3 separate regions of the Homo sapiens genome follow, and regions 2 and 3 are each linked to region 1. Evidence: chromatin contacts called from ENCODE Hi-C or POLR2A ChIA-PET data. All regions are on one chromosome and are shown on one strand. The core of a region is the stretch at or near the end of the contact, and the rest is flanking DNA. Distances in the headings are between cores, read along the strand shown. Region 1 overlaps KCNK12 (potassium two pore domain channel subfamily K member 12). Region 2 has its middle 63 kb from the start of MSH6. Region 3 has its middle 94 kb from the start of MSH6.

Region 1 (4,725 bases), core at 1,634-4,133:
TCAAGCTGCCTCCAATTGCCTCTTTCCAAAACCAAAGCATAGGAAAACAAGTAAAAACAGCTGAGGCTGCAGCATAAGCAACTTAGGATAGAGTCTAGGAAGCACCGCCAACAGAGAAGACTGCCAAGAAACATTTTGAGTTTTTCTTCTCTGGAGGTGGGTCCTGGTTCCTCCCATGGAGACCACGATTCTGTGTAGTCCTGCACGCTGGGCGGGGGATTGCCTGGAGGTTTCTTTAGACCTGTCTAGCTCACACAGTCTTGATGCCTGGGTTTTAGGCTGCTGTACTGTTGCTGGGGCTCACTTCCTGTGGGTAGGCTGTTATTTTGCCCGCAGATCAAGTCCTCACTGTCTAGATGCCTCTATCATGGGGATCTCTTCTTCCCTCTCTGGATGGCTCTGATCCCCAAGTTATTTCCTGTTGCCTAGGTAACACCTCTAATTGGATGCCTTTTAATCGTTCCCTTTTTTAAAGGGATAAATGTGGATTTTATTTCCAGGTCCTGTCAGAGGGCCCTGCCCTAGAGAACACGTGCGCCCCTGCGTGGGCAATCCCTTCACTGTGACCGCAACCATGGGTTGGATGGGGGGCACTCACTGGGCTGGCCTGACAGTCACAGTGAATCCTGAAAGCATGGTTTTCACAGGAACCCACCTTCAGGATTTAGCAAGACTGACGTCTCTCCTGGCCAGCGCTGCTTCACTGGCTTCACCCCAGATTAGGGCCTGTGTTTAAAAACCAATCCCAACTCAAATCAGAAATTACCCAAAATAGCTGGAGAGTCACTGAGATCTCAGGTAAGCTTTCCCTTCCTGCCATGAACTAGAAGGGGAAAGAAGAGTTTGACATTCAAGTTTGACTCTAATGCTGGGTGCGTGAGCGCATGCGTGCATGTTTGTGTGTGTGTGTGTTCCACGCACATTTGCCAGGGAGAGAGATTTCACAGCATGGCTCCAGCTGGAGGCGGTGAGGCGGTGCTTTTCTAAGACTTCCTATCAGAAGCTGTGCATACTGGTGGGTCACGCCGTGCCTGTATAAACTCTGGCACCTGTCCTTGCCCTCATCATATATGAGAAAAATGGGCAGAGAGAGTGTTCGTTTACACCCCCAGACCACTATCCTTTCAATGAAGCCTGGGTATCTGGCCTTCCTCCAGGTCAGGGACCCCCTATGCTGCAGAAGGCAAGTCTGGGAGAATCTGTCCCTCAGCCCGAGAGCAAAACTGTAATCCTAACATTACTTCCATCCACCAGTTTCACCAGCTACCTCCCTCCTGCCTTCCTCTGCCTCCAATAGGCTGTGCATGGAGAAGACAAATCCTCTTGATAAACAATATTTAGAAAGGGATTCTATCTTTCCTGACCCCAAACACATCATGGCCTCTGGAGCCAAATACCCTGACATTTGCAAGATGGCTTCTTTTGGGTTCCTGGTGCTGCAGGCCCTGGTTCCCAAGGACGCAGCTGGCAGAGGTGCCTCCTTCAGAGGAGGAGGAGGAGAAGCTGGAGGGCTGCGCCCGGCAACCCCATGATCTCTTAAAGGGGGAAAAGTTGAACTGATCAACAGTAGTTAAGAAAAAAAAAATCCACACCAACAAATAAATATCTTGTCTGAGAAGACTCAGATATTCCTGGTTAATATTGAAAAGCACTGCTGTGGATGAGCTTGTGAAAGAAAGGACGGTTGGGGGATTCAAGATCTGCCGATCCGAGCCTGGAGATCAGCCAGCTAAAAGCCCAGCAGGGCTCCTGCAGCCTCACCGCTCCCCTCCTCACAGGTGCCCTGGACCGCCCACCATTAGAAGTAGCTGCCCTGTGCTCTGTGCTAAATGGACTAACTCTGAGCTGAGAAAGGCCAGCTAAGCCCCTCACCACTGCAATTTCCAAATCTGGGGGAAATGCCACAGTCCGCAAGTTGGTGCTATGTTTCATCTCATTGCATAATACTACACCATTCTCTGTGTGTAGTGGCTGTTCTATATATATACATCGGGAGGCAACATATGGCTGTCCCAACCCCCACCTGTCAAAACTGTGACTATATCACTTCTGACGACCAGAAGGAAGCTGCTAGGCTGGGCCAGGATTCTAAATGCTGAGGAGGTAATTCAGAGCCACGAAAAGTTGCACCATATGCTTTGGGGTTGCCGGCTGCTTCTGTGCATGGGGACGGGGTTTAGTGCCAGTCTGCAAAACCCTCCTCGCTGCGGTATGCCCTGGGTGTGGGCCTGGGGGGCCACGTTTTCTCTCCCTGAAGGAGAATCTGCTGGGGGCCACGGTTCTCCAAGAGGGGACTCACAAGGAACACAGGCGTCCCCAAAACCTGCCCTTGATAACATCAGGCCTGGCCAAATAGTATTTCTTTAAAAAAATTTTTTTTGTTTCATTTTATTGGATAAAGATTAAGAAAGCGCCAGCAGTGACTGAGAGAAGCAAACCACGCCCGGCGGCCCCGCGGCCTGGAGAGGGTCCCCGGCGCGGGCGGACGGGCGGTCTACCTGGAGGCGCTGGTCTCGGCCAGCCGGTTGTTCATGATGCCCAGCGCGCCCACGCCGCCCGAGAAGCCGTTCTGGCGCGTGTTGACGCACACGCTGCGCGGGTAGCCGTTGGCCGTCTCCGACAGCTGCTTCTGCAGCAGCGCCAGCGACACCTTGTTGGAGGCCGTGAGGTCGCGCATGGAGATGAGCTCGCCCGAGAGGCGGCGGCCCTCGGCGTCGCTGTCGCGGGCCGCGGGGTCGGCACCGAGCGCGGCCAGGCGGCGGCGCAGCCGGGAGCCTGGGGTGATGGCATTGCGCCGGGCCAGGGGCGCGCCAGGAGCCGGGCAGCAGCGCGCGCAGCAGCGGCAGCTCAGCTTGCGCAGCATCCAGTTGAGCACCTGCTTGATGAGGATGGAGATGACGTTGAAGAGCGAGTAAATGCAGCACACGCCGAGCAGGATGAAGAGGAAGTTGCCCAGGCGGTAGAGCCCCTGGTTCCGGTAGGCGGCGTGCTGGCTGCTCACCAGGTCCCCGAAGCCGATGGTGCTGAAGGTGACGAAGCAGAAGTAGAGCGAGTCCACGTAGTCCCAGCCCTCCACGCTGGTGTACATGGCCGAGGCGCAGCAGGACAGCAGCACGGCGAACAGGCCCAGGATGAGCAGCACGTGGTACACCGAGGGCTTCCAGCCCGCCAGGCTGTCGGCCTCCGAGAGCGCGGAGCCGCGGCGGAAGGTGGCGGGCAGCAGGCCGCTGCGGCGCAGCTGGCGCTCCCGGCAGGCGCGCATGATGAAGGCCAGCAGCGAGATGATGCGCTCCAGGAAGAGGTTGAAGAACAGGATGGTCCCAGCGCAGCCGAACAGCCCGTAGGCGATGAGGAAGGCCTTCCCGCCCACCGTCGCGGGGGTGGTCATGCCGAAACCTGTGGAGACAGGGCAGGGTCAGCGCGGTCCTGGCCGCGCAGGTGGTCCTCACTGGGCGAGGGTGGGGGGTGTGGGGGCGGGGGCATGCAGGTGCTTGCGCGGCTCCTATCTCGAGTGGCACCACTCAGGTGGAGGAAGAACAGCACTTAGTCATTTATCTCCCTTGGTGGCACTTAATAGGTTTCCTGATCTTGGCAGCCCCTAAACTGATGGAGGAGACATGGCCCTTCATCTTGGGGACCTATAAACCCAAGTGGTTGGGACAGGTAGTCACTAGGAAGGACCCATCATGACACAAAAAATAGAAACCACTGCTGCACAGGTGCAAACCACTGAGCTACCCACAAAGCCAACAAGGGACACCTGCTCTCCCACTCCTCCAAATTTTTTTTTAAAAACTGTCATCTTTATTTTAGTTCATAAATACATTAATATACTAGTCTAGGTGAGTTTTGTTGGGTGAATTACAAATATTTACATTAGAAATCAAAACCAACATAGATCTCTTCAAAGATATCTAGCTTCTTATGTGCTTGTGCACTTTTTATACCAGTCTTGTTACTTGGAAACTCCACTGCCTACTTGAGAATGGTGAAAAAAGCCAAGTAATCTTAGTGCTGTGACTAATTTTCACTTTACAGGCACTTCGAAAAGGCCTTTGGTCAAACGATCATATTTTCTTTTTTGGGGGGATAGGTTCTTTGTCACCCAGGCTGGATGCAGTGGTACAATCATAGCTCACTGCAGCTTTAAACTCCTGGGCTCAAGTGATCCTTCCACCTCAGCCTCCCAAGTGATAGGACTGCAGGTGTATGCCACCATGTCCAGTGAATTCTTTGTTATTTTTTCTAATGGCAGAGAAAGGACCATATTTTCTTAGTCTGCCAACATTTCATGCCTCTGGAATTGGGCCTAAGGCCAAGTGGGTAGTCCGTCACTTCCCTAGTTCTTACAGTGTGAATATGGGGTGACAAGAAAATGTGCATTTCAAATCAATTCCCAGATGACTCCAAAGTCTTACATACTAGAATAGCAGACTTTTCTGTTCAAAGGGCAGTTTTTAAAGAGTTGTCATATGTGCCCAATTTTTTTTCCCAAGTGTGCCATAGATTTTCGGTCCCTCCCTGTTATTAAAAAAAAAATCAGTTTACCAACTCTGCCTACTAACTAAAGGACCCCAAAATTAAGTGTCAGTGCTCAAAAGTCAACTGCAGCTCCTCTTCTTTCCTCAAGTTATTTGGAATTGTGAGTGAATCCGAGCCGAACAACTGTTGACTACGAGTTTTTCTCCAAAAGCCTGGTTTTTAAATGTAACCTGTAGTACACCT
Region 2 (4,725 bases), core at 1,278-3,777, 200 kb after region 1:
GACGGAGGAGTTTGCCATGGCTGATGCAGTGAACTCTGAGGCACAAGGGAAGGCAGGCAATGGGAGAGGGAGCTGACTAGAAACAGGTAGAAGGGGCTGGGCATGATGGTTCATGCCTGTAATCCCAGCACTCTGGGCAGCTGAGATGAGAAGATTGCTTGAGGCCAGGAGTTCAACACCAGCCTGAGCAACATAGTGAGACCTCATCTCTATTTAATTTAATGTATATATGACCGTCAGGCCATGCCATAGCCCCGCTGAGCCTGGCGACCTTGGATCTTCAATCTCCCCAAGAATGGAATTTCTCCAGCATTGCTCAGTAACCTGGAGGAGGAGGCAGAGAGTCCAGAGTTTGGGGAGTTGAGGTCGGGCATGGTGGCTCATGCCTGTAACCCCAGCACTTTGGGAGGCCAAGGCGGATCAGCTGAGGTCAGGAGTTTGAGACAAGCCTGGGCCAACATGGTAAAACCCCGTCTCTACTAAGAATACAAAAATTAGCTGGACATGGTGGCAGGCGCCTGTAGTCCCAGCTACTCAGGAGGCTGAGGCAGGAGAATTGCTTGAACCCAGGAGGTGGAGGTTTCAGTGAGCTGAGATCATGCCACTGCACTCCAGCCTGGGCAACAGAGCAAGACTCCATCTCAAAAAAAAAAAAAAAAAAAAAAAAAAGTTTGGGGAGTTTAAAGCAGGTGGCATGAAAGAAAAAAATGGTTAGAGTTGGAGGCATTGACAGGTAACTTGGAAGACACAGCCTTCGGAGGGCTCAGCTGGGTGGGGAAGGAAGTGAAGCCAGGAGGAGCATAGGTAAAGAAAAGGGAAAGCTTGAGGGGCAGGTGGAACAAGTAAGAGTCTGGGGGTAGGAGATGGTGGTTAGGCTGGATTTGGAACTGAAATTCTCTTTAGCTTCTGTCTGCTCCTCTTTAGCTCACAGACAAAGCATTTAAGATTTCTTTGACAACCTGCGTTTCAGTAAATTCCACATATTTGTTGAAAGCCTATTGTATAGGAATCTGAACTGTCTTGTAAAGGGAAGTTTGTGTAGGTTGTTTCTGCCTAGTAGAAGATAAATTCTCCTGCAGCTGTATTCATACAGCTCTGTATCCTCCCACTTCAGCAGCAAACGTCACACTGCATCTTTAAGTCGATAACCTAAATATATATCTCACACCCTTTAGTCCACAGTTTCACTTTTAAGAATTTATTCTTATGAGTGTGTTTGCATATGTGTGCAACGACTTCGATACAAGAGTATTCATTTGAATACCATTTGTAATAGCAGTCCTAGGAGGGCTGACATCACTGAGAGGCTGGTTTAATAAATAATGGCACTTCTGTGCAATGGCATGCCATTGCATTCATCACAACAACAGGAAAATGATTTGGGTACTGATATGAACTTATTTTAAAAATGTATTACTTAGCCTGGGCACCATAGGGAGACTATGTCTCATTCATATATATTAGAGACTCCTGTAGTCCCAACAGCTTGATAGGCTGAGGTGAGAGGATCGCTTGAGCCCAGGAGGTTGAGGTTATAGTGAGCTATGATACCCACTGCATTCTAGCTTGGGCTTCAGAGTGATAACCTGTATCAAAAAAAAAAAAAAAAAAAAAGGAAAGAAAAAAGAAATGTATTGCTTACAGTGAAAATGAAAATAGGGCACAGAACAGGGGCAATGGTGTTTTATCTTTTCTATAAAAATAAAAAACACATATACACTTAGGAACTGGTGTCACTCCTGAGGCAGGATAGGGAGGAGGGACCTTTACAATTTTATGTGATTTTACCCTTAAAATTTGAGGAGAAAGTGAGAGAGAGAGGAAGAGAGACTTCACTTGTTAGTTTCTGGAGGGACAGGGAAAAGTACGACCTACAAAATGAAGCTCTAATGGTGGAATTTCAGGACTTGAACCCCCCGGCATCCCTCAGTAGTCACTATGCTGCTGACCTCTATCCAGCACCTCCCAGAGCTGATAGAAGATATGTCGCTGGCTCTAAACGACTGGACTTAAGAGGCCAGGCCTCTGGAAAGGGGGATGCATAAAGCATCTATGTACAAACACCTCACCAATCCATCACTGAGCTACTCAGCAACCTCACCAGAACATAGCTGAGAATCAAAACTTTTGGTTTTCTTGAGACAGGGTTTCACTCTATTGCTCAGGCTGGAGTGCAGTGGTGCAAGCACGACTCACTGCAGCCTTGACCTCCCAGGGTTAAGCAATCCTCCCACCCCACCCTCCCAGTAGCTGGCACCACAAGCATGTGCCACCAGACCCAGCTAATTTTTTTTCTTTTCTCTTTTTTGAGATGAGTTCTCACCATGTTGTCCAGGCTGGTCTTGAACTCCTGGCTTCAAGTGATCCTCCTGCCTCAGCCTCCCAGATTACTGGGATTACAGGTATGAGCCACTGCACTCTGCCCAGAACTTTTTTTTCTACTGACTCTGAAGTGTTACCATAGATGATACTGAAACTCATACATTTCCTTGCTCCTCAGTCAGAGCCCATGTTCCCCTTCTGGGGATCCACTTGGCCCTCCAGAATAAGTGTGAAGATTATTTTAAACCGAAGACACTAGAGATACAGCAGATGCAGAAAGAAGCCTTTTTGGAACTTCCTTTATTTCACTAAAAGGAAGAGCCTTCTGGGAGTAAAGTTGCCATAAATCTCCTCTCCAGAGGAGCTCACTCCCAGGAAGAACACCAACCACTCATGTAGACAAACATAAACATCAGCAACAAACTCCCATCTCTTCCATTTGTTTCTCTAAAAGTCCATTTGTCTTTCCTCAAATGTCCATGTGTCTTTCCCATAGAAGCCTTTCTCTCGCTCTCTTTTCCTTATTAGGTTGAGATCAATGAGCTTCTTTATCTGAACGTTCCTGCATGCATATAAATAAAACTTGTTTTCTTTTTCTTTTTTTTTTTTTTTTTTGAGACTGAGTCTCGCTCTGTCGCCCAGGCTGGAGTGTAGTGGCGCGATCTCAGCTCACTGCAACCTTTGAACCTACCGGGTTCAAGCAATTCTCTGCCTCAGCCTCCCTAGTAGCTGGGATTATAGGCGCCCGCCACCACGCCTGGCTAATTTTTTTGTATTTTTAGTAGAGGCGGGGTTTCATCATGTTGGCCAGCCTAGTCTTGAACTCCTGACCTCGTGATTCACCTACCTCGGCCTCCCAAAGTGCTGTGATTACAGGTGTGAGCCACCGTACCCAGCCAACTTGTTTTCTTTTTCTGTTTTGTTTTTGAGAGAGGCTTTTGCTCTGCTGCCCAGGCTGGAGTGCAGTGGCACAATCATGGCTCGCTGCAGCCTCAACCTCCTGGGCTTAAGCAATCCTTCTACCGCAGCATCCTGCATAGCTGACACTACAGACGCATGCCACCATGCCTGGCTAATTATGGGATCTCACTTTGTTGCCCAGGCTGGTCTTGAACCCCTGGGCTGAAGCGATCCTCCCACCTTAGCCTCCCAAAATGCCAGGATTAAAGGCGTGAGCCACCTCGCCCGGCCAAACTTGTTTTATTTTTGCCTGTTTATCTGTCTATTGTCAGTTAATTTGCGGGCCCCTGATCATTGGACCTAAGTCCTCAGTAGAGAAAAAGATTTTTATCCCATAAACCTTCCATACGGAGTTTTTAACTAAGCCTGGTTAACAAATTTTCTTTTTCTTTCTTTTTTTTTTTTTAATTGATCATTCTTGGGCGTTTCTCGCAGAGGGGGATTTGGCAGGGTCACAGGACAATAGTGGAGGGAAGGTCAGCAGATAAACAAGTGAACAAAGGTCTCTGGTTTTCCTAGGCAGAGGACCCTGCGGCCTTCCGCAGTGTTTGTGTCCCTGGGTATTTGAGATTAGGGAGTGGTGATGACTCTTAACGAGCATGCTGCCTTCAAGCATCTGTTTAACAAAGCACATCTTGCACCGCCCTTAATCCATTCACTGGTTAACAAATTTTCAAGCCAATGGGGAAAACAGCAAATTACAAGGGGAGAAAGAGATGATTTCAGGCAGAAGCCTTCCTTCAACTTCATTGTGACGGATGACAACCTAGCGTTGGAAGGAGAGAAAAAAAAATCCATTTAAAAAAATAAAAAAGCCAGGCATGGTGGCTCACGCCTGTAATCCCAGCACGGAGGCCGAGGCAGGAGGACCCCTTGAAGTCAGGAGTTCAAGACCAGCCTGGCCAACATGGTGAAACCCCGTCTCTACTAAAAATACAAAAATTAGCTGGGCATGGTGGTGCGTGCCTGTAATCCCAGCTACTGAGGAGGCTGATGTGCGAGAATCGCTTGAACCCAGGAGGTAGAGGTTGCAATGAGCTGAGATCATGCACTCCAGCCTGGATGACAGAGTGAGACTCTGTCGCGAAAAACAAGCCAGGAACAGCAGCTTGTGTCTGTAATTCGAGCACTTTGGGTGGCCACGTCAGGAGGATCTCTTGAGCCCAGGAGTTCAAGACCAGCCTGGGCAACATAGTGGGACCCCCATCTCTACAAAAAAATGAAAAATAAAAAAAAATTAGCCAGGTGTGGTGGTGCGTGCCTATAGTCCTCCCAGTTTCTTAGGAGGCTGAGGTGGGAGGATCACTTGACCCCAGGAGTTCAAGTTTGCAGTGAGCTATGTTTGCGCCACTGCACTTCAGCCTAAGCAACAAAGTGAGACCCTGTCTCAAAAATAAAAAAATTAAAAATAAGAACTTCCAAGAAGTCCAGAATCTGCCATTC
Region 3 (4,725 bases), core at 1,069-3,568, 170 kb after region 1:
AGCCCCTTGTATTTCCTTACACTGTTATCTGTTTTCTTGTTCCTCCACCCACTCGACTATGAGCTCTTGTGGGACATGACCCCTGGTTTTGTTTGTTTGTTTGTTTGTTTAACACAAGGTCTCACTCTGTCACCCAGACTAGAGTGCAGTGATGCGATCATGGCTCACTGCAGCCTCAACCTCCTGAGCTCAGGTGATCCTCCCACCTCAGCCTCCCGAGTAGCTGGGGACTACATGTGCACGCCATCATGCCCAGCTAATTTTTAAATTTTTTGTAGAGACAGGATCTCACTATGTTGCCCTGCCTCTCCTTCTGTATGGTCCTCCCCAAATGATTAAGCCATTCTCTTTGTGGGATTCTATTGCTGGTCGCTGCTGAAAGATTTTTTTTAAAGGTAAAATGATGATACTCATACAAATATAAAACAAACAGATGTCAAAGATTTTATTTAACTCATTAATTAATGGTTGTGAACTCCTGGACTCAAGCAAACATTCCACCTTGGCCTCCCAAAGTGCTGGGATTACAGGCATAAGCCCACACCCATCCAAAACCCATGTCTTATTGTCTTTGGCCAGAATGAATAAATGTATCAGTCTGAGTCCCATCAAGAGAGAAAAAAAACAGTAGTTCAAATAGAAAAAGTTTAATATAAAGAATTATTAACCATAGGCTGGGCACGATGGCTTATGCCTGTAATCCTGGTACTTTGGGAGGCCGAGGCAGGTGGATCACCTGAGGTCAGGAGTTCGAGACCAGCCTGGCCAACATGGTGAAACCCCGTCTCTACTAAAAATACAAAAATTAGCTGGGCATGGTGGTAGGCGCCTGTAGTCTCAGCTGCTCAGGGGGGCTGAGGCAGGAGAATCGCTTGAACCCGAGAAGGGAAGGTTGCAGTGAGCTGAGATTGCACCATTGCACTCCAGCCTGGGGGACAAGAGTGAGACTTCGTCTCAAAAAAAAAACACAAAAAACAAAAAACAAAGAATTACTAACCATAACATGGAATTAGACAGAGTAACCAGAGGTGGGGTAGTAAGAAATAAAAAGAATAAAAAAGAATATAGGAATAGCAGATATAATTGATGTGATAATGGCAGATTAATATTCTTAGGCCTCTGAGCCCAAGCCTGTGCTTATACATCCAGATGGCCTGAGGCAACTGGAGAATCACAAAAGAAGTGAAAATGGCCGGTTCCTGCCTTAACTGATGACATTACCTTATGAAATTCCTTCTCTTGGCTCAGAAGCTCCCCCACTGAGCACCTTGAGACCCCCTTTGACTATAATTTTCCACTACCTACCCAAATCCTATAAAACTGCCCCATCCCTAAGTCCCTTTGCTGACTCTCTTTTTGGACTCAGCCCACCTGCACCCAGGTGATTAAAAAGCTTTATTGCTCACACAAAGCCTGTTTGGTGGTCTCTTTACATGGATGTGCATGACAAATATAATATAAAAAGCCACCACCCCAGGGCTGAGATGTAGTACTTACCCTTGGGCTGAGATATAGGCCTTGCTGGAGAAGCATGGCTGTGACTCACTAAATATCAGAGACCTCACTGAGGTGCCATGCCAGTGGAACATGCTAGAAATCTGTCTTCTGGGGTGCTGGGGAGAAGGCTGTTCACAGGGAAGTAACTCAGTGCAGACAGTTCGCTACAAAACCATCAGAATTGGATACAGGGGAAAGCTACTGTACTAGGTGCTGCTGATTACACATTGCAAGAGACAGATACTGAGGAATCCAGCTGTGCTGCTGGAGTCTGGAGAAGCTTCAAGCACTGAAGGAGCTGTGCTGGAGAAGCCACCCTTGCTGCTGGCGTGAGGCACTGGGAAACCACATCCACCGCAGAAGCCTGGTGCTGGGGCAGGCCTCGCACACCGCAGGGGCCTGCAGAGCTGGCAATGGAACCAGGAAGCAAAACCCTTTTCCTCCTGCACTCATTCTTCCCTGGCCTCTACTGACAATTAAGTGCCAGATGGCAAAGGAACAAAATAAAGAAATACTTAAAAGGCCCAGATACGTTTTCACAGAGCAGGCAAAAAAGAATGGCTTTGGAGCTGACAGGCAAAATACCAATAACCAGCACAGACTTCCGGTTCCATTCCTCAGTACATCCACCAATTCCACCCTGCAGGCCAAGCTCATCCAACCCACCTTATTTTGTTGTTCATGTTCTGTTTTGTTTTGTTTTAGGCTTTTAGCAACCTGAAGCCATGGTTTTTAGTTTCTGTCTCTAGTGAAAAGCAGAAAAGAGAGATAAAGAAGGGGCTTTGTTAGCCCAGCCAGAAACAGAAACTAAGAACCCATGGCTGTGTTCTCTCTCGGACACCCCTGTTTAGGCCATTTCCTGCTACTGATTACCTGTTGAATGAAGAATGAATGGCCAGGTGTGGTGGCTCACTATAATCTCAGCACTTTGGGAGGCCAATGTGTGCAGAGGAAGCGGGGGCAGGAGTAGGGGAAATCACTTGAGGTCAGGAGTTTGAGACCAGCCTGGCCAACATGATAAAACCCTGTCTCTACTAAAAATACAAAAATTAGTCAGCCATGGTGGTGGGCGCCTGTAATCCCAGCTACTCAGGAAGCTGAGGCAGGAGAATCGCTTGAACCCAGGAGGCCGAGGTTGCAGTGAGCTGAGATCGCACCACTGCACTCCAGCCTGGGCAACAGAGCGAGACTCTGTCTCAAAAAATAAAAATAAAAAAAATAAATAAAGAATAAATGATGAAGAGTTAAGGGAAGAGCAGTGGTCTGGAAGGATCAGTTATTTGGACGCCTCCTCATCAGAAGTGAGTCATTTACATCTCAGAGACTGTCTAGGCTGAGCGACTTCCTTTGTTTTTGAGTGCCCACCTCTGCAGAGGAAATGCCTCTTTGGGAGCATTTCCCATGCTATAGGGGAGGGACTTCCAAACTGAATTACTCTCCTTTTCCTCAGCCAAAACGCATCTTCATGCCTCATATTTTTTCTTTTCAAAAATACATCCTACTTTTCTTACCAAATATGCACATAGAGGTGTTTTTGCTTATTTTTTTAAATAATGCTATTTTTCAATGTGGCACAGGACATGTTTGCTAACCAAATATCATTCATTCCTCTATAGTAAGTGAACAATAGATAAGTATATACTTATGTGAGGCAATTAATGCTTCAGTATATCTCCTTGTTTGGAAATAATCTATGAATGCAATGAATATCCATCATTTAACTTAGCAAAACTCTAAGGGTGAAAGATACCAAAGAGAGTTGTAGAATTATTATAATTCTCATCATTTTTTGAGACAGGGTCTTGCTCTGTCACCAAGGGTGGAGTGCAGTGGCACGATTACAGCTCACTGCAGTCTTGACCTTCCATGCTCAAGTGATCCTCCTATCACAGCCTCCTGAGTAGCTGGGACCACAGGTGCATGACACCACGCCCAGCTAACTAATTTGTTTGTAGACACAGGTTCCAACTGTGTTGCCCAGGCAGTCTCAAACTCCTGGGCTCAAGCAATCCTCCCACCTTGGCCTCCTAAAGTGCTGGAGTTACAAGCATGAGGTATGAGCCACCATGCTCAGCCTGGAGAATTATTTTTAAATAAACATATTACAAAACATAATGATTGGTGAAAAGATAAACAGATGTGAGATAGAAGCTTATAAATTAACTCAGCTGTTTTTAAACAATCTTGCTTGGATTAATCATAAAAATTCCATGAGACATAAACAGCTAGCCATCATCTTAAATTATTTTCTTGCTGATAAATTTTTTTTTCTGGGGCGTTCCTGAGTTTATTTGGGGCACACCCGGGCGAGGGCCCTGCACCTAGAAGAAGGTGTTGGGCCTCTTGGTGGTGAAGCGTGGCTTGTGCTGACGGCGCAGGACCCGGTGGGGCAGCGGGAACTTGATCTTGGAGTCGTGGAACTGCTTGACAGCCGGCCGGCGGCACTTGCTGGCCGCGATCTCCTCCACCTTCATGATCTGAATGGAGTGGGCCCGGCCGCCGTGCCGGGCGCTCATGTCTCGGTAGCACCGGGTGACAGCGCCTGCGGTGGTCAGGTCCCGGTATTCCCGGTACATGTTGTGGGTGCCGCTCCGGGAGTCATAGCGCAGCCAGATCCCGAAGTTCTTCACCCGCAAGGGGAACTTCTCAAACACCTGCCCACAGTAGACAATCTCCCCTGAAGACTTCTTCATCTTCTTTAACTGAGATACGAAGTACCAGAAGCGGGACTTGGCGACGACATGATTAGGCGCAAAGATTCGCATGCGGTAGAGGGGTGGTGTGTGGCATTTGGGGGTGGGCAGGCAGCGACCCACTACTTTGTACTCTCGTAGTGTGCCCGAGGCCTTCATGGCGTGCTCTCCGCGTTCGCCGCCACCCGCAAAAGGAGACTTGCTGATAAATTTTGTAACATAAAAACAACAGGAACGGCTGGGCGCGGTGGCTCACGCTTATAATCCCAGCACTTCAGGAGGCTGAGGCGGGTGTATCACCTGAGGTCAAGAGTTTGAGACCAGCCTGGCCAACATGATAAAACCCCGTCTCTGCTAAAAATATAAAATTAGACAGGCGTGGTGGCTTGTGCCTGTAATCCCAGCTACTCAGGAGACTGAGGCAGGAGAATTGCTTGAACCTGGGAGACGGAGGTTGCGGTGAGCTGAGATCGCACCACTGCACTCCAGCCTGGGCAACAAAAGTGAAACTGTCTCAAAAAAAAAAAAAAAAAAG

Evidence for each region. A loop is a pair of places that touch in the nucleus more often than their neighbours do. ChIA-PET counts read pairs that join two places held with the same protein, here RNA polymerase II (POLR2A). Pooled maps may share reads with other maps.
Region 2: a loop to region 1 is called in a pooled map, with 9 times the contacts of the local background. The contact joins two enhancer-like sites. A Hi-C loop is called at or near these places in 2 of 168 maps with a recorded cell type or tissue (B cell and OCI-LY7), 11 of 37 single-sample maps with no recorded cell type and 8 of 50 pooled maps. POLR2A ChIA-PET finds 5 or more read pairs at or near these places in 4 of 52 experiments (GM12878, OCI-LY7, activated CD4-positive, alpha-beta T cell and 1 more).
Region 3: a map with no recorded cell type shows a loop between it and region 1 (6-fold over the local background). The contact joins two enhancer-like sites. A Hi-C loop is called at or near these places in 2 of 168 maps with a recorded cell type or tissue (B cell and OCI-LY7), 3 of 37 single-sample maps with no recorded cell type and 4 of 50 pooled maps. POLR2A ChIA-PET finds 5 or more read pairs at or near these places in 5 of 52 experiments (A673, OCI-LY7, WTC11 and 2 more).

Annotation. Positions count from the first base shown.
Region 1 is chr2:47,518,413-47,523,137 of GRCh38, forward strand. KCNK12 (potassium two pore domain channel subfamily K member 12) reads right to left here. Exons shown (of 2, transcript NM_022055.2): 2 at 1-3,396. The coding sequence ends at 2,495. It also overlaps a transcript of MSH2 not described here. Among named protein-coding and RNA genes, the nearest start is that of MSH2-OT1, 6.8 kb to the right of the region's middle. RefSeq lists a silencer at 2,527-2,796. Within about 2 kb of position 2,884, at least 8 of the 41 ENCODE cell types and tissues checked have a DNase peak (open chromatin) inside an H3K27ac peak, as active enhancers do; they include GM12878 and OCI-LY7, where a contact is called at or near this core.
Region 2 is chr2:47,718,083-47,722,807 of GRCh38, forward strand. No RefSeq gene overlaps it. Among named protein-coding and RNA genes, the nearest start is that of MSH6, 63 kb to the right of the region's middle. RefSeq lists enhancers at 799-848, 3,398-4,203. Within about 2 kb of position 2,528, at least 2 of the 41 ENCODE cell types and tissues checked have a DNase peak (open chromatin) inside an H3K27ac peak, as active enhancers do; they include GM12878 and OCI-LY7, where a contact is called at or near this core.
Region 3 is chr2:47,686,898-47,691,622 of GRCh38, forward strand. It overlaps a transcript of MSH2 not described here and the pseudogene RPL18AP6. Among named protein-coding and RNA genes, the nearest start is that of MSH6, 94 kb to the right of the region's middle. RefSeq lists an enhancer at 4,065-4,725. Within about 2 kb of position 2,319, at least 2 of the 41 ENCODE cell types and tissues checked have a DNase peak (open chromatin) inside an H3K27ac peak, as active enhancers do; they include OCI-LY7, where a contact is called at or near this core.